Linked DNA regions of Homo sapiens: region 2 is linked to region 1. A link is a loop called in an ENCODE intact Hi-C map of the cell type or tissue named here. Cell type or tissue: heart left ventricle. All regions are shown on one strand. Links, peaks and the distances in the headings refer to the core of each region. The heading gives the core; the rest is flanking DNA.

The links. Peaks named below come from ENCODE experiments on the same cell type or tissue, not always from the same donor. Only the 100,000 strongest peaks of a DNase experiment are listed, where the experiment ranks them.
Region 2: it touches region 1 in a loop (2.0-fold over the local background); 14 of 110 quality-filtered maps call a loop at or near these places.

Annotation. Positions count from the first base shown.
Region 1 is chr3:187,039,799-187,051,070 of GRCh38, forward strand. It overlaps ST6GAL1 (ST6 beta-galactoside alpha-2,6-sialyltransferase 1), which reads left to right. Exons shown (of 8, transcript NM_173216.2): 4 at 2,856-3,512. The coding sequence starts at 2,906. Among named protein-coding and RNA genes, the nearest start is that of RPL39L, 94 kb to the right of the region's middle. RefSeq lists enhancers at 2,036-2,105, 4,356-4,625, 4,736-4,845. In heart left ventricle, for the core only: no CTCF peak of the experiment used is centred there; DNase peaks (open chromatin) are centred at 4,705 and 5,273; H3K27ac peaks cover 1,139 bases.
Region 2 is chr3:186,932,840-186,945,040 of GRCh38, forward strand. All of the region lies in intron 1 of ST6GAL1 (ST6 beta-galactoside alpha-2,6-sialyltransferase 1), which reads left to right. Among named protein-coding and RNA genes, the nearest start is that of ST6GAL1, 8.4 kb to the left of the region's middle. RefSeq lists enhancers at 4-53, 74-133, 8,584-9,085. In heart left ventricle, for the core only: no CTCF peak of the experiment used is centred there; no DNase peak of the experiment used is centred there; H3K27ac peaks cover 3,781 bases.

The DNA of each region.
Region 1 (11,272 bases), core at 3,240-8,239:
CAGCCACCTGGTGGACTTGGAGCCTCAACCAAGGGTGGTGTCAAGGGACCACATGAGCCCTTATGTGAGATTTCAGATGAGTGCCCTGAGGCCATGACAGAGCACAGGCTGTGAAGGCTGAGGCTGTCTGATGGTTGCAAGACTGTCGCTAGACCCAGCTGTTTGGAGGAACTCTTCTTTCCTGGGAAACCACACCTTGGAGAGTAGGTACTGGGCAGCTGCTGCCTGAGCCTCCACTCCTGTGACAGTGAATCAGGCCCTTCCTGCCATCTTGTTTCATTCAGACATGTGAAAGTCAGGTTCTAAGTCCACTATTTCCAAATCACTCATGCAACTTTGAAAATTATTTGTATTTCCAAACCTCACTATACTCAGCTATAAATGGAGCTCATAAAATCTGCTGTGCTTATCTCACGGGAGTATAATAGGTCTGTAAAACCTTACCAATACGGAAAGTACCTGAGTGTTACCACTCAGTGCACAGCAGGGATGGCAGGTGCAGCACTGATGGTGAAGGTGGCTTGTCTGCGACTGTCTGACAGACGAAGTTGCCTCTCTAGTGACCTTGAGTCCGACTTGATCACACTGACTTCTCACTGTCCCTTATCACAGATGCATGTCCTTGGGTGGAAAGATGATGAACTTTTAGAGTCAGACAGACCTGGGCTGGAATTCTGGTTCTAGAACTGACTTGCTGTTGACATTGGAGAAACCCTATAACCTTGCTAAGTCTCAGTTTTTTCCATTTCCTAAAATAGGATTGTCAATATCTCTATCATAGTGTTGTAGTAAAGGTTCAATGAGATATTGCAAGGAAAGTGACTACCACGTAGTAGGCCCTCCTTAAATGCTACTTTCCTTCTTTTCTCTAGTTCTTCTTCAGTTGTCATATGGTCATGTGATTACCTGTGTTGGGTGTCTGCGGAAATTGAATTCCTTAGTTTCTGGTAATACAACAAGCTTCCACCCTTCACTTCATGATCTTCTATCTGAATTCTTCTTCCACTGTGTACATTTAATCATTTCCACAACTTCAGCAGCCCAAGATAGGAGCCCATCGTTCCCAGAGTCACTGGTTCCTGAGGTCTGGGATGGTGGAAGCACTGCTTTGGTTGGTACTGCCAATGGATTCCAGGAATGAGCTGGATGTCAGTTCATGGAGAATTCCCAGGGAAGAGCCTGGAGCTCAGGGCTGCTGAGTCATGGCTGTGGCTTCACACTGCTGTCTTCACTACCCGTATCACCTCCACATGGCCCCCAGGCTGAGCTGCTGCTCTCCTGTCTCTGTTCAGAATACCTTCTGTGCCTTTTTGCTTATCTAGTTCAAATCCAATGAATACCATGCTCTTGTTTTGCCCTCCCAACACTCTGCAAATCACATAGGGCAGAGATAATTATTCTGAAAAACTCAGGGGCAGAAATATTAAGTGACCTGCCCAAGGTCACCAAGAATGGGGATAAGAACCCAGGTTTTGTGAACACCCAGTCCAGTACTCCTACTACCTTTTCCTGATATCCTTAGGAGCGGGATCCATGGGAAGGGACCTCAGACCCCTAGTGGGTTAGCAAAACCCCGGAGGTGATTGCTTTGATTTATTATTGTAAATAAACCCAGTGATTGGGGAAAGAATGTAATGTTTTCCAAAAGATACAGACATTATTTGAGTTCAAAGTGCTTCCAGTTTCCATTCAGTTACACAATAAATTCTGAGAAAACAAAGTAGGTGTTTACTCAGAAATAAAGAGACTATTCAGTCTCTATTTGCTCAGTGAAATCTATTTTCCAGAGCTTCTTGCAGTTCTGTGCATGTTGTACTGGAAAGGACATGGGTTATGGAATCAAATCCACTTCGATTTGAACCTCAGTGCAACCATTTCCTCAGCTCTGTGAGCTTGGGCACTTCCCTTGACTTCTTAGAGCCTCAGGTTGCTAATCCATAAAATGGAGATTATAACACCTTTGAAGTGAACCCTGTACAGGTTAGGAGATGCCCTTCGTATTAGACTATGCTATGCGTGGTGCCCCCAGAGTTGTGTCTCATGGTGGCCCTGGTTATGGTGAAGTTAAGTGAAATAACATCTAGCGTGCTTAATGAATTTTTGTTTCCATTTCCTTAGTTGGCTACATGTCTGCTATCTTACCCAGAATTCCTAGCCTCTATCATGAGGTGAGTCAGCTTCCTGTCTCAGCAGTGCTCTTCTTGCAGGGCACTGCACAAAACTGTGGTGGAGATAACCCTCGATCTTCTCATGCAGGAGTCCAGCATCGCAGCCCTTAGAGAGATACATCAGAAATCTATGGCATCATCTATAACGAGAAGTCTTTTTCTGGCCATTTTGAAGGGGTGTTGGGCCACTTACTATTTTAGGAAGTTTAGGTCTGGTGATGTAAAACAGTCAGCCTGCTTTTTTTTATTCTATTTTTTTTTCAAGCATGCATGGCTTCATTTAACAAATGTTACAAGGCCCTAGGAACTGAGTGATTTGCAAGATGTGGTTTCTGACTTCAAGAAACTCAGAGTGCAGTCAGAGAGGTAGACCAAGGCAACCAGAAACTAATATTCAGCATAGAAAAAGTAATGATGGGAGGACATATAAAGTGTTCATGGCTCAAGAGGAAGAAGGGAGTGGAAGAGTGGAAGAGGAAGAGGGACTGCTGTCCACGTTCAAAGCCCAAATTGAGTCTGACTTTTGTCGAGAATTGCTTAACAGGCTGCAGAGGTGGCCAGGAGGTAGACCAGGGCTGGAATTCAAGTCACCTCATTTCAAATCTATTGCTCAGTCCATCGCTCCGCCTCATGCCACATTGGGTTTTTCTTTACATCATTTGTTTTTCCTTGTCTCACTTTTTTTAGGCTTGTTTTCCTGCTCAGAACAAAGTGACTTCCCTGAACACATCTTCATTATGATTCACACCAACCTGAAGAAAAAGTTCAGCTGCTGCGTCCTGGTCTTTCTTCTGTTTGCAGTCATCTGTGTGTGGAAGGAAAAGAAGAAAGGGAGTTACTATGATTCCTTTAAATTGCAAACCAAGGAATTCCAGGTGTTAAAGAGTCTGGGGAAATTGGCCATGGGGTCTGATTCCCAGTCTGTATCCTCAAGCAGCACCCAGGACCCCCACAGGGGCCGCCAGACCCTCGGCAGTCTCAGAGGCCTAGCCAAGGCCAAACCAGAGGCCTCCTTCCAGGTGTGGAACAAGGACAGCTCTTCCAAAAACCTTATCCCTAGGCTGCAAAAGATCTGGAAGAATTACCTAAGCATGAACAAGTACAAAGTGTCCTACAAGGGGCCAGGACCAGGCATCAAGTTCAGTGCAGAGGCCCTGCGCTGCCACCTCCGGGACCATGTGAATGTATCCATGGTAGAGGTCACAGATTTTCCCTTCAATACCTCTGAATGGGAGGGTTATCTGCCCAAGGAGAGCATTAGGACCAAGGCTGGGCCTTGGGGCAGGTGTGCTGTTGTGTCGTCAGCGGGATCTCTGAAGTCCTCCCAACTAGGCAGAGAAATCGGTATGTTCTGGGGTTGTTCTGTGAATGGCAGTGCTTATTGGGACTGGCTGGGCATATTGATGGTATGGGAGACAAGTGGCCCAAGTGTGGCTCAGCGGACCAGTGGAGTGGGCCCAGGGCAGTGTTTTTTTCAGAGTCACAAGTGACACAGAGGGAGTTGAACAGATGGCGCTCTAGGCCCCCGCATCTTTTATCAATTAGAAGAGCTTCATTATTGTTTCCTAATATTTTTAGTTGATATATAATAATTAGATATATTTATGGGGATATTTTGATACGTGTATTCAATGTGTAATGATCCAATCAGGGTAATTAGAATATCTATCACCTTGAACATTTATTGTTTCTTTGTGTTGGGAACAGAATAGTTTTATTTTCATCTGTTTTAAATATTGGAATTGTGTAGAAGATTTCATTTGAAAAAGAGAGTTCCGCTGCTACCAATAATCAAAAGCCTACAATTGACCTTTGAAAAGACTTGAAGCATAGATCTGCACATCATTTCCAGGTTCTGAAATTCTGTTGTTTTTCCTGATTAGTGGAGGACTCTATTGGCCTCAACAACCTGGGTAATTTTCAGCTTTTCTCTTTGAAAAGATTTAATTGGGTCAGTAATTCTTAACTGGGGGCTATGGACCAACTTCAGAGGGTCATGAATCCCTGCAATTGCGTGCAAAACTGTCTGTGGATTAGGTGTGTAGAATGTATGTGTATGCGTATAAGTGTGTCCGTGCATTTTTCCAGGAAGGGAGTTTGTAGACTGCAGTTTATTCTCTAAGGGATCTGTGACCCAAAAAAGTTTCAGAGTCACTGGTCACAACATATTAATTTGCTTTTCTTGAAACCCTTTGTAGTGAATCAAGATAGAAAGTCTGTCTATATTTGTAAACCTGTGTAACAGAGAGCCTTATTTCTCTTATGCTGAATGTGTTTTCCATTATTTGAAATGAATCAGCTAAAGAAAGCAAAGCACAGGAAGCTTTGCTCCTCTGTCAGCCTGGAGGTACTGGAGCAGGTGAGGTCATACGTCTCCTTTTTTATTTCCTTCATTTGACTGCCAGGAAAAATGGTCTGAAACCCAGCACAGGCTCTCAAAGAAAAGTAGGCCCAAACTGGATTCTCTAGAGCAGAAAGAAATGGTGAGATCACAGTTTCTACCTCCCCAAATAGGCAGCTGCCCCGCTGGCCGGCCCCACCTCAACTTCTGCTTTTGTATTTTTGGTTTTTCTTGGACTTTGTTTTCAAGAAACTAAATGTGATTGGTTTTTGTTCATCCATAATGGAGCTAAGTTTCTTTCTTCTCCATTTTTGCTGCTTATGTAGCAAATGTTTGGGATATCCTAGGTATTAGCTGATCCTTCTTCTTCATGTCAAGTTAATATTGCGTGCCTGGCTGAAATTGTACTGAAGTTTGAGACAGGGCCTGATAGCTCTGTTAATTAGAACTACAGCTTTAATTTTATGCACTCCTTAAAGATTTGGGGTGATTTAAGTAAACATTAATACAAATAATATTTTTCTATAGATTGCAGTTTCAACTTCAAAATAAGGATTTCCACAGAAGGACTTTGATCCTGAGATGTAATCAAAATTGCATGTTAGACTTCGAATGTTCTGCTGTTATGGGGTATATATCCTCTTGGCATTTTGTCTAACAAATATTTTAAGACATTCATATATTCTTTTATTTATTCATGGATTCATCAACAATACAAAGGGGAAAGGGAAGGGAAAGGCCCTTTGTTGAAGCCCGAGTTGCAGGCAGCGTGCCAGGCCCATACACTTCCTCCTGCATCTGGAATTTGTTGAGTCTCTTCCCAACTACTGGATGGATCAGATTATTTCAAATGGTTTTCTTTTACAAATAACATTGCTGACAAGGTTTTTGTGCAGATAACTTAGGTAACCACTATTGACATTCAACAGGGAAATATCCTCAGAAGTGAGGCTAGAAGACACGAGTAAGAGACATTTTATGACTTTTTTTTTTTTGTCCATAGCAAGATTTTCTATCAGAGAGAGTGTAATAACATACTCTGCCTCCAGCAGTCTCACAAACCAGCCAATGGTGGGCTCAGTCATTTTCAATTATTTTTGATAGTTTACTCATACATGTTAAGTATCCTAGATTTGCTGGAATTTTCATGTCAAACAGTAGCATAATTTTAAAACACTATCATCAATACAAGTGATGCTTATTATGCATCTGCTGAGTTCCTAACATGCCTTGCTCTTTTCATCCTCCCAGAAGTCCTGTGAGGTTGATAAGATTATTGGTCTCATTTTGCTGGAGAGCTAAATGCGGAGGCTCAAGTGGTCACACAACTGGCTAATAGCAGACTGAGGTTTGAAAGCAGAGTGCTTGCTTCAAAGACCCCACTCTTGGCACCTCTGCTGTTGTGCCTCATAATAATTGTAGCTTCATAATAAAATTCGGTGTGATTATTCTTTTATTATGTTAAAAATTTTCTTCTATTCTTGTCTATTAGCTGTCCTAGAGAGAAAGAGAAGGGTATTCTGAGTTAAGGCAAAGGCAAGAAGCAAAGGCTGCACGGGGAAAAGTGTGTTTGGGCATCACAAATAATCCTGTTTGGACGGCATGTGGGTCCTTGTGGGTGAAGATGGGTGAGGAACGAGGCCAGAAAGGTAGCTAGGCATTAGCTCTTAGAGAACGTTGATAGTCACAATAAGGACTTTAGGTTTCATTCTTTAAGCCATGGAGAGCCCTAGGAGGTTTTTGAACAAGGGAGACTTCTCACTTCTCTATGAGTCCCTGTTTTGTACTCTATAATGTCTCCATTATTAGGGACTATTGCCACAACCAGGTCAGAAGTGCCAGGCCTGCCCAGGCTGTGGTAGCAGTGATGAAGAGAAAGGACCTTACCTGAGAGGGCTCATGAAGTAAGAGGCAGAACTTACTATCTAGCTGGAAATGATCTTGAGTGAGAGGCAGGAGCCAGGATGTCTAGCCTGGGAGCAGGCTGTATCTTACCAAGGGGAGCATGCTTCCAGAGGAACGCAGATTCCACTTTGGATGTTCTGAGACTGAAGTGTGTGTGGATTTCCCTGGGTAGATATCTATGCTGTTGAGTACTTAATTCTAGAGAAGGATCAGATATCGAGATAGATTTACAAGTCATTTGTATCAAGGTGAGATAATGGTTATAATCCAGGGAAGAAGACCAATTAGAAAATCTAGAAAAAGATTTACATTTAAAGGACAAAGAAAAGAACAGGGAAAAGTCAGAAGGGTCAGAGACCGGCTAGAGGAGAACTAGGTGTGCACCATACAATGGAAGGCAAAGGGGGATGGAGTTTGAGGGATGTTGGCTGTTGGTATCAAAGTCTGCAGAGGTGGGACATATTCTTGGGCAGAATAAGGACTGAGAAGACACCTGTGAACTGAGTAGCTTGGAGAACATGATCAGTTATATCAGGGGTCAGCAAGCTTTTCTTAAAAGGCCGGATAGTAAATAGTTTTGGCTTTGAGGGCCATGATGTCTGTCACAACTACTCAACTCTGCTGTTGTACTGCAGAAGTAACAATAGATAGTAGTAAATGAACAGGCCTGGCTATGTTCCAACAAAACTTTATTTACAAAATGAGGGATGCACCAGATTTGTCCTTCAAGTCATAGTGTTTTGTTTTGTTTTTGACGGAGTCTTGCTCTGTTGCCCAGGCTGGAGTGCAGTGGCATGATCTCGGCTCACTGCAAGCTCCGCCTCCCAGGTTCATGCCATTCTCCTGCCTCAGCCTCCCGAGTAGCTGGGACTACAGGTGCCTGCCACCACGCCTGGCTAATTTTTTGTATTTTTAGTAGAGACAGGGTTTCACCGTGTTAGCCAGGATGGTCTCGATCTCCTGATCTCATGATCCGCCCACCTCGGCCTCCCAAAGTGCTGGGATTACAGGTGTGAGCCACCGCGCCCGGCCAAGTCATAGTTTTTTTTTTTTTTAACTCTGATCTATAGTATGTCTGTTTTCTTCAACCGGACTCAGAATGTAATTTTCCATAAATGGTTGTAGGATGTATTAGGCTAACTTGAAAATATAAAAGCGTTTGGTGATAAATTGTGATAAAATTTCTTTCATAATAATTTCTAGCTATTTAGAGTTAACTACACCTAGAGGCAGTGGATTTTGATGTATTTATGAATTTACTAACTTGAGCTGATTCTGTTGAATTTTCTAAGCGTGTGATTGTATAATCTGAATACAGTGATGCATTTATTTTTTCTTCTCCTAATTTGCCTCTTTTTCTGAGCTCTAATTCTAAGTTACAGAGAGGTGGTAGTTTCTTTTTTCTGCAGCCTTTCCCCCTCGCTAGGCTTGTTTGCTGGGATCTCAGTAGTTGTGGATTTCTCTTGGTGATTTCTTAGAGGCCTATTTGAGTTTGAAAGTTCAACTTTCAATTAGCAGGGAGGTTTGACAAACAGGATTTTTTTCTCTTTAAGTACCCAAGTCAGTTTAAAGTTTTCTTTTTAAAAATTTGATATATAATAATTGTACATATTTATGGGGTACATGTGATATTTTGGTACATGCATACAATGCGCAATGATCAGATTGGGTAATTAGAATATCCATCTCCTCAAAAAAGTTTTCTCCTTTGATTGGCTTTTTTCTTTTCCTTTCTTTTTTTTTTTTTTGAGACAGAGTCTTGCTCTGTTGCCCAGGCTGGAGTGCAGTGGCGTGATCTTGGCTCACTGCAAGCTCCACCTCCTGGGTTCACACCATTCTCCTACCTCAGCCTCCCGAGTAGCTGGGATTACAGGCGCCTGCCACCATACTCGGCTAATTTTTTTGTATTTTTAGTAGAGACGAGGTTTCACTGTGTTAGCCAGGATGGTCTCGATCTCCTGACCTCGTGATCTGCCCACCTTGGCCTCCCAAAGTGCTGGGATTACAGGTGTGAGCCACCGTGCCCAGCCTGATTGGCTTTTTTCTTAGAATCACGTCCAAACTTCATACCTGGGCCCCCATGTCCGTGTATGATCTGGTTCCTGCCAACCTCTGTAACTGTATCTTTGATTTTTCTTCCCCTCACTCCTTGTCTACAGTCAAGTCCCTGCCCTCATTGTGGTCCTGACACTTGCTGCATCCTCTGACTGGTGGACTTCTCTGAACCCTTCCCAAGGCTGGCCATCCTTTGGGTCTCAGCTCCAAGGCATTCCCTGAATCATCACTCTATGAAGGAAATTCCCTCAGTGTCTCTGGCACACAGCTCAGCTTGTTAGTGTCACAGTGTTTGTCACAATCCGAAATTATCTTATATGTAGGTTGTTGTCCGTCTTTACTGTCTATGTCCGTGCAGTAGAATGTAATATCTCTGAGGGCATGGACCTTGTCTTTGTTGCTCACAGGCGTCGTCTCCCGTGTCTAAAACTGTGCCTGGCATAGAGTAGGTGCTCAATCAGTATTTGTTGACTGAACAAAACAATTCTCCTTTCTTATGGTCAACATCAAGCATCTGTTCTAACCTAAGCCTTCTGTGCTGGATGTTCTCCAGTGGCACCTCCAAATCCCACTCTCACCCTTTTCCATCTGGCTCTGTCCCTGAGAAATTGAATTTTTTTTTTTTTTTTTTTTTTTTTTTTGAGAATGAGTCTTGTTCTGTTGCCCAGGCTGGAGTGCAGTGGCACAATCTCGGCTCACGCTAACCCCCGCCTCCTGGGTTCAAGCGATTCTCCTGCCTCAGCCTCCAGAGTAGCTAGGATTACAGGTGCGTGCCACCACGCCCAGCTAATTTTTGTATATTTAGTAGAGATGGGGTTTCACCATGTTGGTCAGGCTGATGTCGAACTCCTGACTTCAGGTGATCCACCCGCCTCGGCCTCCCAAAGTACTGGGATTACAGGCGTGAGCTACTGCGCCCAGCTGAGAAATTAAAATTTTGAACTGCGTTAATTGGCATTTCTCACTCTCTGGATTTTCTCTGGGACTGGCCAGGAGAAGCAGTGGCATTAAAGCTGAGAAGAAGACTAAGGTCAGGGCACCTATTCCGCCATGTTTCGCCTTGCAGAGTAAACTCAAGCTGTATCTTTCTCTTGACTGAAGGTCTCAGATCCTGCCAGGAGGCCGTCCCAGTCTTGGTCCTGCTCTGTCCCTTTTCCCTTCAGTTCTATGAGATCCAAGGGAAGGGGCAGAACCAGGTTGGGATATTGACTCCCTCAGGCTCCTTCTTGCCCGGAGGTTGGCAATAGCTGTGTTCCTCTCCTAAAGGCAACAGCTCCCGACAGGTGTCCCTCCTCAGCTCAGGGTCTCCGCTCATCAGGCCACAGTAGACCTGGGGTGGTAATGACACCCTGCAGTCATCAACCCTGGGGCTTTAGCCTATTCCGTGTTGATTTCTTTAAACTCTACCCCAACTTGGTAAGTAGTCCTTTTATGAATCTCTCAATTACTCCATTGGAGCTTCTCATCTCTTTTCTACTGGGATTCTCACCAATAATTTATTCATCTGTGAAATGGAAAAGTTGACTAACTGAAGTTTCTGATGGATCTGTGTTTCTCATGCAATTACTACTAATCCCTTTCGAACCAGTGACTGATTCTGACAAAATGTGTTGTAATTCTGAGTTGTGTAAAGATATACCTCCTGCCCTATGTGCACTTCAGTGTACCTGCCCTGTAAGATGATAACAGTTTGGACTGTGCCCTTCTCAGATAATTTTCAAACCATTTTGATGAAATTTTGCCCTAGGATTGAGGATAGGGTTGTGTTGTTTTCATGAATGATGTTTCTGTGTTCCTGAGGTTTAGTACATACATTGGAACTGAAATAAAGAGAGAGGCTTTCATCCTTAATTCTGTGGATATCCTCTTTCTAAATCATCTTGTGTTCAGTCAAATGCCCTCACTTCCCCAAATCCTGTGTGGATAAAGAATGATCCAAAACAAACCTGAATAGGACAATAGAGGATTCAGCTGACCCCCAGATCCCGTGTAGATTTCAGTGGTGAGCCCCAAACTTGCTTGACCGAGTAAGATTGAAAGAAGTTCTCATAGGATCACAGGATTTGGATGGCTCCTTAAAGTCTTCAGTTCCCTCCTTCATCAGATAGGTCAACGTGGGGTAGAGAAACTTTTCCAAGTCTTCCAAACACTGCTTAAACAGTTGCAAAGACAAGGAGCTAGCCCAGGAAGCTTTTAGGTTTTTCAAGATGGCCTGTTTGATTTTGACTGGATTTAGTACATTGTTTCTGACAATGGCTTACAAAGAAAGAGAGAGAGAGAGAGAGAGAGAGAGGGAGGGAGGGAAGGAAGGAGGGAGGGAAGGAAGGAAGGAAAAGAAGGAAGGAAGGAAGGAAAAGAGAGAGAGGAAGGAAGTTAGTTTAGCTCTCTGACCTCCTCTTCCATTTCTGCCACACCAGTTCTGTGACTCTTCCCTGGGCCTCAGGTTCCTAAATGGAACGCCTGGGGGTTGTCTTGGATGCCATAGTTAAATCCTGTCCATTTGCTGAGCACTGCATGCTTTTCAAAGTGCAATGGGGTCCTTTGCACTTGTGGGATACACTGAACATATGGTAGTGTTTTCATTTTTCTGACAGAGATAGAAATATAATCTACTGGTGATACCAAGAGAATATCTGGTTTGCTGCTTTGATAACTGGAGTAGCTACTCCACTGTAAGTAGCACACTGGCTTTGTTCACTTTTCTGTGTGCCCAGGCACAAGCGAATGTCTTTGAATGGGTTTCAGGAATGCCACAGTATGGCCCCCTTCAGCCCTTACAGTGGCTGGCAGACAGGTGGTCATC
Region 2 (12,201 bases), core at 2,673-7,672, 110 kb before region 1:
CTGAGAAGCCGGATTTCCCCAAAGTTAACATGTTGTTTTGCACTGTGCCTGTTATCTCCTAGTTACACTTGTTTCTTTTCCTTAGAGTTTCCAGCGTGTTTCACTTTCAATGTGATTCTGGTAGCAACAGGAGGCAGCTGGATGCCTAGGCAGATAGGGTCAGGTACCCGGTGAAACCCCCACCTCCAGGCCAAAGACAGTTTAAAGCCTGAAAGCCAAGCTACGAGTTAAATCCTCAGACCAGAGTGAGAACTTGTTTGGCGTGCTTTCCCCTAATTGATTCCTACATTTCGCCTGTTTTACATATACCCACTTTTTCCTAATTGGTTTTCTACGCTGCCGTGCCCACCTTTGAGTGGTGTCTTTGCTTTCATCTTTTTTGCATACTCACAAACCGGTCAGCATGCACTCCCTATTCTGAGTCCATAAAAGGCCCCTGACCCAGCCACATTGGGGAACTTTTCCGTCTTCAGGTAGGGGACCAACCCGGTGTCCCCTCTCTGCTGAAAGCTGTTTTCAACACTCAATAAAATTCTTATCTGCCTTCCTCTCCCTTCAATGTCCAGTGTATCCTCATTATCCTTTGGTGTGGTGCACGAGCTCGGAACCACCGAACGCGGGTACAAGCTATAATACAGTGAGCTGGGACACACCTGCATGGCCGAGCGAGCACAGGTGGGGCATTGCTGGCCCGAGGACCAAGAAGAAAAATCCTACATCAATTCCTCTTGGCACTGCAGTATAGTTTTCTCACCAGGACGCTGACCCTGTAAGGAACTTCAGAAATCATGTGACTGGACCCTTTTACTTTCCAGATGGGAAAAGTGAGGCCTAGAGAAGAGAAATTGCTTGCCTAATGATACACAACAATGCGTGGTCTACTTTTAGTGCACCTTTTTGCGTAAAAGGGAAATGGTTGCATCAAACCAGTAGTTGTTGGTACTCCAGAGAAAAGCCAAAGTTATGGTTGTTATAACAACACCCTTTAAGTCAGAGAACCAATTCCTTATGGATTTAAATAGGTTTGGTTATTAAGCAAAGCCAGGGATCCCAGTAGTAGGTATGCTGAATAGTGCAATTATCTCTGGGGATCAGCTTTCTTTAGTGTTTGCTGAACGGTTCACTTTACTCTTGTGCTGGGTTCCTCCATGTCTCTGTCTTGTGCTTCCCCATTTAGGGGCTGCTTTGTATGAAATCATAAGGCAAGAGGCAGTGAGAAGACAGAAGAGAGAGGCGCCACTTAGCTGTTCATGCTACTTAACCTCTTGGGCTCCAGTTTCCTTCTTTGTACAGTGAGGGTTCTCCTTGCCCAGTCTCTGCACAGGCTGTTCCAGCGGAGCGGAAGATGCTCAGGCCATAGGAGGGGTTTGGGGTCATCTTCCTGTCTCTAGTATTACTTTAAAACCAGCAGGCTGGGCCAGGTGTGGTGGCTCACTCCAGTAATCACAGCACTTCAGGAGGCCGAGGAGGGAAGAGTTCGAATTCCTTGAGCTCAGGAGTTTGAGACCAGCCTGAGCAACATAGTGAGACTACCTCCCCCACCGCCATCTCTACAAAAAATAAAAGAACAAAATTAGCTGGGCATGGTGGCGTACTCCTGTGGTCCCAGCTACCTGGGAGGCTGAGACAGGAGAATCGCTGGAGCCTGGGAGGTGGAGGTTGCAGTGAGCCGCGATCTCACCACTGTACTCCAGCCTGGGGACATAGCGAGACCCTGTCTCAAAAACAGAAAATAAAACAAAACAACAACAACAGAAAACCAGCAGGCTGCCTCTGCGTTGTGTAAAGTGAGGGGAGTAAGGCGTATGAATCTCCTGGGGTTGTTGAGGGCATTAAGTCACATGATGCATTCTTATGACTGGTCAGACCTCTTGGCAGGCTTGAGTGCTTACCAGCTTTTAAAAAATTTTATTTATTTATGTATTTATTTATTTATTTATTTTTTCAGATGGCGTCTCGCTCTGTCACCCAGGCTGGAGTGCAGTGGTGCAATCTCGGCTCACTGCAAGCTCCGCCTCCCGGGTTCACGCCATTCTCCTGCCTCAGCCTCCCGAGTAGCTGGGACTACAGGTGCCCGCCACCACGCCCGGCTAATTTTTGTATGTTTAGTAAAGACGGGGTTTCACCTTGTTAGCCAGGATGGTCTCGATCAAAAATTTTATTTTTTTTAAACTTTTATTTTGGGTTCAGAGGTACATGTGCAGGTTTGTTATACAGGTAAACTTGTGTCACGGGGGTTTGGTGTACAGAGTATTTAGTCACTCAGGTACTAAACCTAGTACCCAGTAATGATTTTCCCTGCTCCGTTTCCTCCTCCCACCCTCCACCCTTCAAGAAGGCCCTGGTGTCTGTCGTTTCCCCTCTTTGTGTCCACGTGTTCTCATTATTTAGCTCCCACTTATAAGTAAGAACATGTGGTATTGATTTTCTGCTCCTGCATTAGTTTGCTAAAGATAATGACCTCCAGCTCCATCCCTGTTCCTGCAGAGGATATGATCTCATTCTTTTTTATGGCTGCATAGTATTCCATAGTATATATATATATGTACCACATTTTCTTTATCTAGGCTACTGTTGATGGGTATTTAGATCTTTGCTGTTGTGAATAGTGCTGCAGTGAACATATGCGCGCATGTGTCTTTATGGTAGAACAATTTATATTCCTTCGGGTATTTACTCAGTAATGGGATTGCTGGGTCAATGGTAGTTCTATTTTTAGTTTTTCGAGCAATCCCCACACTGCTTTCTACAATGGTTGAACTAATTTACACTCCCACCAACAGTGTATCAGCATTGCCTTTTCTTTGCAACCTTGCCAGCATCTGTTACTTTTTGACTTTCTGATAATATCCATTCTGACTGGTGTGAGACCAGCTTTTAAAGTGGTAGGGAATGTTAGTGGGAGAATGACCCCGTAGGGTAAGCTCATGTGCTCAGATTAGAAGACCTCACCTGTCACAAAGAGGTGTAAAGCAAGGCCTGCCAAACTATCAAGGGAGGCTTTGAGCAGTTGTGAAGTTTGTGTGACTCTAAGGTGACTAGAACTAGTAAAAAAAAAAAGAAAAAAACCCAGAACCTTCACACATAAGTGAGTAATATCTCAAGTCATTCTATTTATGTATTCTGTATTTACCGACAAACAGGTGGTGGGAGTGGAGGGGGTCTTGTGCTTAGCCTGGGATTACAAAGAGCATGGAGACCCACCCATTCTTTGTCCGAGGGAAGTCCAGCCTAGCTCCACCACCCTTGCTTAAAACACTTTTGGCTCTCCCTTAGAAATTGCCCTCAGGAGCTCAGAGAAAATTGATCTAATTTGTCTCAGTATTGACCTCTGGGGTCCCCTTCTCTTCATGAATAAAGGGAAGAGCAGGTGGTAAATGACAGAATACAAGAGGGAAGGCTTCAGAGAAAATCTGGCCCTCCATAAATATGAGGACATGGTTGCATTAAAAATATACAGGAATAATTCATTAATGAAATTCACAGTAATTGTTCTGGACCATTAGATTCCTGAGAATTTAGACAGGGAATTAGTTGCTCTGATGTAGTATCAGTGATTTGTTCCATAAGAACTGAATTAGAGGCAAATGAATTTTTTCTTGCTTGTCTGCAGAAAACTATACGATGGCAGTCTGACTCCTATAGATGTATTTTTGATAGGCTTATATGTAACAGTAGCATTGAGCAGTACAGTTTCACCATATTAAAATACTGAGATGATTTTCTAAGTAATTATTACACCAGAAAGGTCAGGTTAGCCTTCAGAATCAATGTAGTGATTTAAATTTTATTTATTCTGATTATAAAAATAAAGCTAGGGGCTGGGCACAGCGGCTCATGCCTGTAATTTCAGCACTTTGGGAGGCTGAAGCAGCTGGATCACCTGAGGTCAGGAGTTCAAGACCAGCCTGGCCAACATCGTGAAACCCCATCTCTACTAAAAACACAAAAATCAGCCGGACATGGTGGGCAGGTGCCTGTAATCTTAGCTACTTTGGAGGCTGAGGCAGGAGAATCGTTTGAACCCTGGAGGCGGAGGTTGCAGTGAGCCAAGATTGTATTACTGTACTCCAGCCTGGGTGACAGAGCAAGACTGTCTCAAAAAAAAAAAAAAAAAAAAAAAGAAAAAGCTTGACCATTGAGGATAATTTGGAAAGTACTGTACAAAAAAACATAGAGAAACAGAAAAAAATTCCGCTATCCAAAGGCAACCCCTCTTAACAGTTGGCAATTTTCCTTCTTCTTTTTTTTTTAAATGGATATATTTTTTGTAAATGGTTGAGAACATACTGTATGTGCAGTTATGTCTCTTGCCTTCTTGCTTAACCTTCCCATATATACATTTCATGGTTAACATTGCATTAAAGCTGTATTCTTTCATTCGTCACCCATATCAGCTGTTCGGCGTCTCCAAGGATGTGTGGGCCCCTGGGATCTGATCATTTCAGTGAGGGCCTATAAAATTTCAGGAGCCTCCAACTGCCTCTGCCTTTCCCACCATTGCCTCAGGTGTTCAGCCATCACCCGTCGGTTCTTTAGAAGTCTACAGGTACTGACAGTACAGTGGGGAGAGAAGAGGCCTGCACATGGCCTTGAGTTCCAGTCTGCCCTTGTGACCTTCAAAAACTTAACTTTAATACCCCAGTCTTCAACGTCTGCATATGTTAAATGAGCAACTCCAAGGTCACTTATTAATTTATTCACCACATATTTGAGTGCCCACTCTAAACCAAAGACAAATAAGAAGAGCTTAGTTTTTTAGAAGCTCATAGTTCAAAGGAGGAGGCAGGGGTAACAAGAGATTAGTGCAGGATGCCGTGCGACCTTGAGGAGGGAGTCACCAATGACTGGAGCAGTGGGAATGGCCTCCTGCATGAGGCCACACTGGACAGCCAACCACATCTAACTTTCTCTTATTGTAATTGACACTGTGATTAAAATATCTGTGAAGAGCCAGGAGTGGTGGCTCACTCCTGTAATCCCAGCACTTTGGGAGGCTGATGCAGGCAGATCACCTGAGATCAGGAGTTCGAGACCAGCCTGGCCAACATGGTGAAACCCTGTCTCTACCAAAAATACAAAAAAACAGCCAGGCGTGGTGGCGGGTGCCTATAATCCCAGTTACTCAGGAGGCTGAGGTGGGAGAATTGCTGGAACCCAGTAGGCGGAGGTTGCAGTGAGCTGAGATCGCACCACTGCACTGCAGACTGGGTGACAGAGCAAGACTGTCTCAAAATGAAATGAAATGAAATAAAATAAAATATTCATGAAGAAATCTCTGTTCATTTTCCAGATGATTCCCATAGGGTAGTCCTAAAGTTGAAATTACTGGGTTATACTTTAAAGGGTATGACCATTTTTAAAACTTCATGGATTTAGTTCAATTACCTATAAAGTCTTAAAGTAGCTAAATATATATTGTGGGAATGGGAAAAACTAACAGCGCAAGCAAGTCGGGATTTGCTTTCTTGCCCACTATGTATCGCCTATGTAGACTTGGACAAGCTACTTAAGCTTACTAAGCTTCAATTTCCTTCTCTGTAAAATGGGGATAACAGACCTTATCTCATAGGGTGATTATGAGCATTAGATGAAATCGTGGGTGAAAGGCTCAGTACAGTGCCAGGTATACAAGAAGCATTCAGTTAAGTAATAGCTGTTATTGTTATAACTGAGGTTTTCACAAGCCGCACACTTTTGCTCCTGATATTTTTTCTTACCATGACAGCAGGCCATTGTTTGGTTTTCTGTGCTGAGGGAAGCAGAAAGTTAATTAAAATGGAAACCCCCACCAAGTGACAAGTTGAGAGAGAAAAATGATCGTTCACATGATGCATAAAAAAAGAATAAAAGGTCTTTTTTATTAGGGAAAATTTCAAACATACAAAAGCACAAAGAAGAGTGTAAGGAACCCTATATCATATCCCTTGGCTTCAACTATGACTGAAACGCATGGCTGATCCGTAACCCCATGGTCAACCCCAGATTACGTGCAAGTACATCCCAGACATCTTATCAGCCGAGCCATAGCTATTTCAGTCACATGATACATATTTGAGGCACTGAGTTGTGCTGGCTAAGAGCCTGCCTCTGCTGTCGCAGTCATGGGACTGTGTGTGTGTATGTGTGTGTAGGGAGGATTGGGAGTCAGGAGAGAGACAGAAAGTCAACCTAGGACCTTTAGGGAGGATTGGGAGTGAGGAGAGAGACAGAAAGTCAACCTGGGACCTTTTTTTTTTTTTTTTCTTTTTTGAGACAGGGTCTCGCACTGTCACCCAGGCTGGAGTGCAGTGGGATGATCATGACTTGCTGCAGTCTCTGACCTCCCAGGCACAAGCGATCCTCCTGCCTCAGCCTCCGAGTAGCTGGGACTACAGGCATGCACCACCACACCCAGTTAATTTTATTTATTTTTTTTGTAGAGATGGGTGTCTCACCGTGTTGCCCAGGCTTGAACTCCTGGGCTCAACCGATCCTCCTGCCTTGGCCTCCCAAAGTGCTGGGATTACAGGCATAAGCCACTGTGCCCAGCTTCCAACCTGGGCACTTCTTAAGCTTTACTGCCCAAGTAAGGAGGCCTTGCTGTGTCACAAATAGACAGGGTGGAAGGAGCACTGAATTCGGAGTCAGGAAACCTGATTTCAAATAAGGGCCCCACCCCTTAATGGATTTATGCTTTTAGAAAGTGACTTTTGAATTTCTTGGAGCATATTTGTAAACATTTTGTGAGTATTAAATGAGATAACCCATGTGACAGCTCAAGTGGCTCAATATGAGTTGGACCTAAATCAGACTCGAGCCCAGCCTTCCCTTCCTGAGAGGCAGCCTCCATATGCAGTTTAGGTCCCTGACTGCCACCTGCAGCCTCACCAGAATGCATTCAGGGAGCGTTGCTGCCGGTCTCTCATGCCGAAGATGTGGTGGTAGCTCAGATGAGCACCTGACACACACAACGCCCCATGCTTGCAAATCTCCCATCCCCTCTGTTAGTTAGCCCCTTCCCTCTGCTTTATGGATGAGGATGGGGGACCTAGAGAAGGTCCCAGTCCTTGGTAGCAGGCCCTCTCTCACACCCCATCTATGGGAAGACAGGGTCCCTTTTCTACCTCTGACTTTGATGATTCTTGGTCTCCTCTAACTTGCTGTTACACCCAAGTAGGAATTTTTGACTCAAATAAAATAGGAAAGTCGATCCGATTTAGTAATCAAGTCAAAGTCCTCTCCTTAATCCACTGGGACACCCATTATTTCAAGACCTGGACTGTGACTTGTGGTCTCTGGCTGTTGGTGGCTAGCTCTGTGACCTTGGACAAATGCATGCCACCCTGGGTATGCCACCTCAGAGAATCAACTCTCAGCCCTGTGCAGCCCCTTCCAGCTCTGAGATTATCAAATGAAACATACATGTAAGACTGGGAGGCTTCTTCACATAAATAATAAATGAAATGGTTTTTTTTTTAGAGTATTCAAATGGGGTAAAAAATTAACCCCTCAGCTTATGCCATTCCTCCCTCATTCCACTTCTCTTTGCAATGACTACTGTTTGCAGTTTGATGTCTGTCCTTCTAACCCCTTTGTACACATTTATATATGTATTTGTGGCTATATGCAAATACATTTTTAAAACTCAGTAGATGGATTACAATCAAACTTGTTCAACCCGTGGCGTGGGGGCCGCATGTAGCCCAGGATGGCTTTGAATGCGGCCCAACACAAATTCGTAAACTTTCTTTAAAAATTATGCGTTTTTTTGTGTTTTTCTTTTTTCTTTAATCTCATCAGCTATCATTAGTGTTAGTGTATTTTATGTGTGGCCCAAGATAATTCTTCCAGTGTGGGCCCAGGGAAGCCAAAAGATCGGACATTCCTGGCATTATACTAGTCCATTTACAAACTTGCCTTGTTCATTTTACTGTGTGTATTGGAGGTCTTCCCATGTCAGTGTTTTTTTTTTTTTTTTTCATAGCTGCATTGCATTCTATATTTTGAATGTGTTTACCTTACCAATCTTCTGTTGATGGACATTTATGTATTCCCATAAAAATATATTTCTAAGTGTTTTTAGACCTCAAACATATGGAGAGATGGTTGTAAATGTCAGTGGGTTAAATGAACCTAGTCCATCAAGTTCTGGAAAGGATGGTGAGAGAGTGGGCACAGAAACACTGGGGTCTGCACTCTGGAAAGCTGAATTGAAGGGCTCTCAGGAAGCTACCAAGAGGCTGTTTGCATGGAAGGTTATTTTTGGAGATAGCCTGCCTGGTTTGGTGTCCTCAGCTTCAAGTGCAAACACTGAGCTGCGTCATCACGTTCCCCTCCCCTTCCCACCATCCTTGGGCCTTCCAAGTTTGTTTCTGGTCTCAGGGTCAGGAACAGGACCTCGTGGGAGAACTGGCACTTAAGTGGTAGGGAGGGAGGAGAGAGAACTGAAGAAAAGGAGTGTTTGATCTCGGGCTCTGGAGGAGGAATTGTTACAGTTATATTGTACTTTGTCTGGTTGTTCAAACCTACCTGGAGTGTTATGCTTCCCTGGGTCCCCTCCAGAGAGTGATAAAATGATGCACACCCAGAAATTGGCTACTTGGATGACAGTGGCTTAGGACAACATATCGGAGGTGGAATAAATGTGGAAACTAGGACTTTCTAGTCTGCAAGAGATAAAAATAAGAGGCATCCTTTTCATGCGGAAGAAATCACACTTCATTACAGTCACACTGAGTGGCTGCTGCAGACGGGAGAAGCAAGATGGGCGGGGGGTGAGGAGGGGAAAGAGTTGCAGGAAAACAAATAAGGAAGAACTGACTTAACGGAGCTACCCAACAATGGAACAAGCTGTGTTACAAGGAAGCCACTGCCGTGTTATAAAGTGATCCAAGCAAAAGTTGCAAGTAGGCTGGGCACGGTGGCTCATGCCTGTAATCCCAGCACTTTGGGAGGCCGAGGCAGGCGGATCATGAGGTCAGGAGATAGAGACCATCCTAGCTAACACAGTGAAACCCCGTCTCTACTAAAAATACAAAAAATTAGCCCGGCGTGGTTGTGGGTGGCTGTAGTCCCAGCTACTCGGGAGGCGGAGGCAGGACAATGGCGTGAACCCAGGAGGCCGAGCTTGCAGTGAGCCGAGATCATGCCACTGCACTCCATCCTAGGCGACAGAGCAAGACTCCGTCTCAAAAAAAAAAAAAAAGTTGCAAGTAAACTTGTTTGCCATCAGAGGACTTCTGCATTGCAGAGGGGTTGACCTCAATGGCCACTTAGGCCCCCTGCAGCTTTGAGAGTCTGTGACTATGGGGCAAGAAGCAGAAAGGTGCAAACTAGAACTAAAGGGGTGGGACAAGTTATAGACAATGTAGTGAAGTAGTTTTCACCTGCTCTGAAAAGGTGGAATAAGATGGAAGCCATCAAAGGAGGCTTAAGCCTTGTTTCCCTTGGATCTTGGCAACTCTCTCCCTGTTCTGTCCTTGGCTTCAGCTCCCTTTGACCTTGTATTCTTAAATTATTTCCACAGGAATAAATACCTTACGTACACTTTAGATGATCAGGAAATCTGGCACCTGGAAAAGAACTGCATGTCCCAGGAGGATGGTTGTAAGTTTTTTCATTGCAGTCTTTGTAAATCTGCATCCGTCTGTTGGTTGATGGAGTTTTCCTTAGTACAGTGCCGAGCTTCCAGCTTTAATTTTAGGAATGCTGTACCCTTTACAACCTCTCGATGGTCCTCTGTGCTGGAATCGAGGGCACCCACCGTGTTTAAGGCTGATCCCTTTCTTTCCTGCAAGTGAAGAAGAATGTTTTGACTTAAGTCTTAACCAAGTCTGGTGAAGGAAACGTGGCAAAATTTACCATCTTCTGGGCTTTTGCTGTGTGCCTGGCCCTGATTAGGCATGTTGTGTGTTCTCTCATCCAATCATCACAGGAAGATCTGCTGTGTCGGTATCATTAGCTCCATTTTGCAAATAAGAAAACCAAGCTTCAGAAAGGGCTAGAAACTCATCTAAAGTTTCAGGTGCCCACCACTACGCCCAGCTAATTTTTGTATTTTTAGTAGAGATGAGGTTTCGCCGTGTTGGCCAGGCTGGTCTCAAACTGCTCACCTCAGGTGATCCACCGACCTCGGCCTCCCAAAGTGCTGGGATCACAGGTGTGAGCCACTGTGCCGGGACTGCAGTGCTCATTTTTAGAACATAGATCCAAATAATCCCCATAGTCTGTTGCTTCCAGAGCTTAGTTGAAGGCAGATATGCACATATTAATTACAATATAGTGTGATAAATATTATGATTTGGGTGTGCACAGATGATGGGAAGAAGATCCAGTAAGTTTGGGAAAGATTTCTGGAAGAGGCAACACACAAGCTGTGTCTTAGAAAGTAGTAGCTGTTAGCCTCTGGGAAATGAGCATTTTTGAGGCAGGGGAAGGCTGCAGGAGCAAAGATTTGAGGGTGAGAAATGGCTCATTGTATATGTCAGGGAAACACTAGCAGGTTGATATTCCTGGAGAGAAATGCATGAGGCATGAAGTGGCGGGACTTGAGGCTGGAACCATTACATGTGTTATTTAATAGAATTTTCATAACACTGCATACACTATTATTATCTCAATTTTTTATTTTATTTTATTTATTTATTTTTAGACGGAGTCTCGCTCTTGCTCAGGCTGGAGTGCAGTGGTGCGATCTCGGCTCACTGCAACCTCCGCCTCCCGGGTTCAAGCCATTCCCCTGTCTCAGCCTCCTGAGTAGCTGGGATTACAGGTACACACTACCATGCCTGGCTAATTTTTGTATTTTTAGTAGACATGGGGTTTCACCATGTTGGTCAGGCTGGTCTCAAACTCCTGACCTCGTGATCCGCCCGCCTCAGCCTCCCAAAGTGCTGGGATTACAGGCATGAGCCACCATGCCCGGCCTATTATCTCAGATTAATAGGCGAGGAAACAAAGGTTGAAGGAGATTCAGTGACTTGCTCAAAGTCAGACCGTGAGTGTGTTGAGTTGCGTGGTCTTGAACATAGGCCTGCTTGCCTCCAGAGCCCATGTCTCAGCCTCCACTTCAGTGCCTGCAGAGGCAGGCTGTGAAAGTCTGGCTTGCTGGCTAAGACGATTGTTCCCTCTCTTTTAATGTTTCAAGGACAACATCCCTTGCCGAATCCTCTTCTTTCAACCTGCCTCATGGTGTTACCCAACTTTTTGTTAAATTGGGACTAGTGGGTCTGATGTTGACAGGTTTTCTGAGTCTTGGTTCTAGGGTTCACCTTCCTTTTTATCCAGCCAATCAGTAATCCAGAAGTCTTCAAATAAAATCTTTATGTGCCCAACCACGTGTGAAGAGGGAGAAGATTCATCTCGTTTCTCAAAAGATCCAGGTTTATTTGTGAGCCCAGGTAGTGCCTGCGAATCCTTTAGTTTGGAGAAACACTTTGGGGACTGGAACAGGAACAATCACAGCTGGCTGGAGGAACGTGGGGTAATGGGCCTTGAGCTGTCCCTTTAAGGATGAGTAGGAGTTGGGAAGGTGGAGGGCATAACATATGAGCAAAATTATTGTCTCACTTAATGGTGAATGGGACATCTTTTGCCTATTCTCCCCATCCTCCAAGATAATTCCTGGGTTAGAGTTGGCTCTCGGGTAGGAGAGGCAGTATGGGGAATTCATTCATGCAAAATCAAGATTATTGAAAACTAATTAATTGGATCCCAAAGACAAGATGATGAAACTACTCAATGAAATAAAAAAGGTAATTACAGAGCCAAGGAAGACATTGGGGATAAAAACAATGTCATTACAGAAAAAGTTACCAGGAAACATAACAGAATCTGTTGAAAATGAAATTGCTAACAGAGAAGGAAGGCTTGAGGAAAATCACAGCCTATGCTGAGAAAAAAGATAACGCACTTAAATCAGAGATCTAAAGATCATACAAAGGTGGGCCTTCAAAAGGGTAATTGGAGAGTCTGCGGAGGCACTCGTCGCTTTTGCTCATATTCCATTGGCCAAGACTTAGTCACATAGATAGACACACCTGGCTGTAAGTAACTCTGGGAAAAAGTCTCCAGCTGAGAGGCCATATGCCTTCTTAAAACTCAGTTTTGGGGAAAGCTTTCTACTACTGAAAGGAAAACCTGGATATTGGGATCAACTAGTATCTGCTTTAAGGGAAGTCATGTTGGTCTCAGACATGACTGAACAGGTTTACAGAGGCC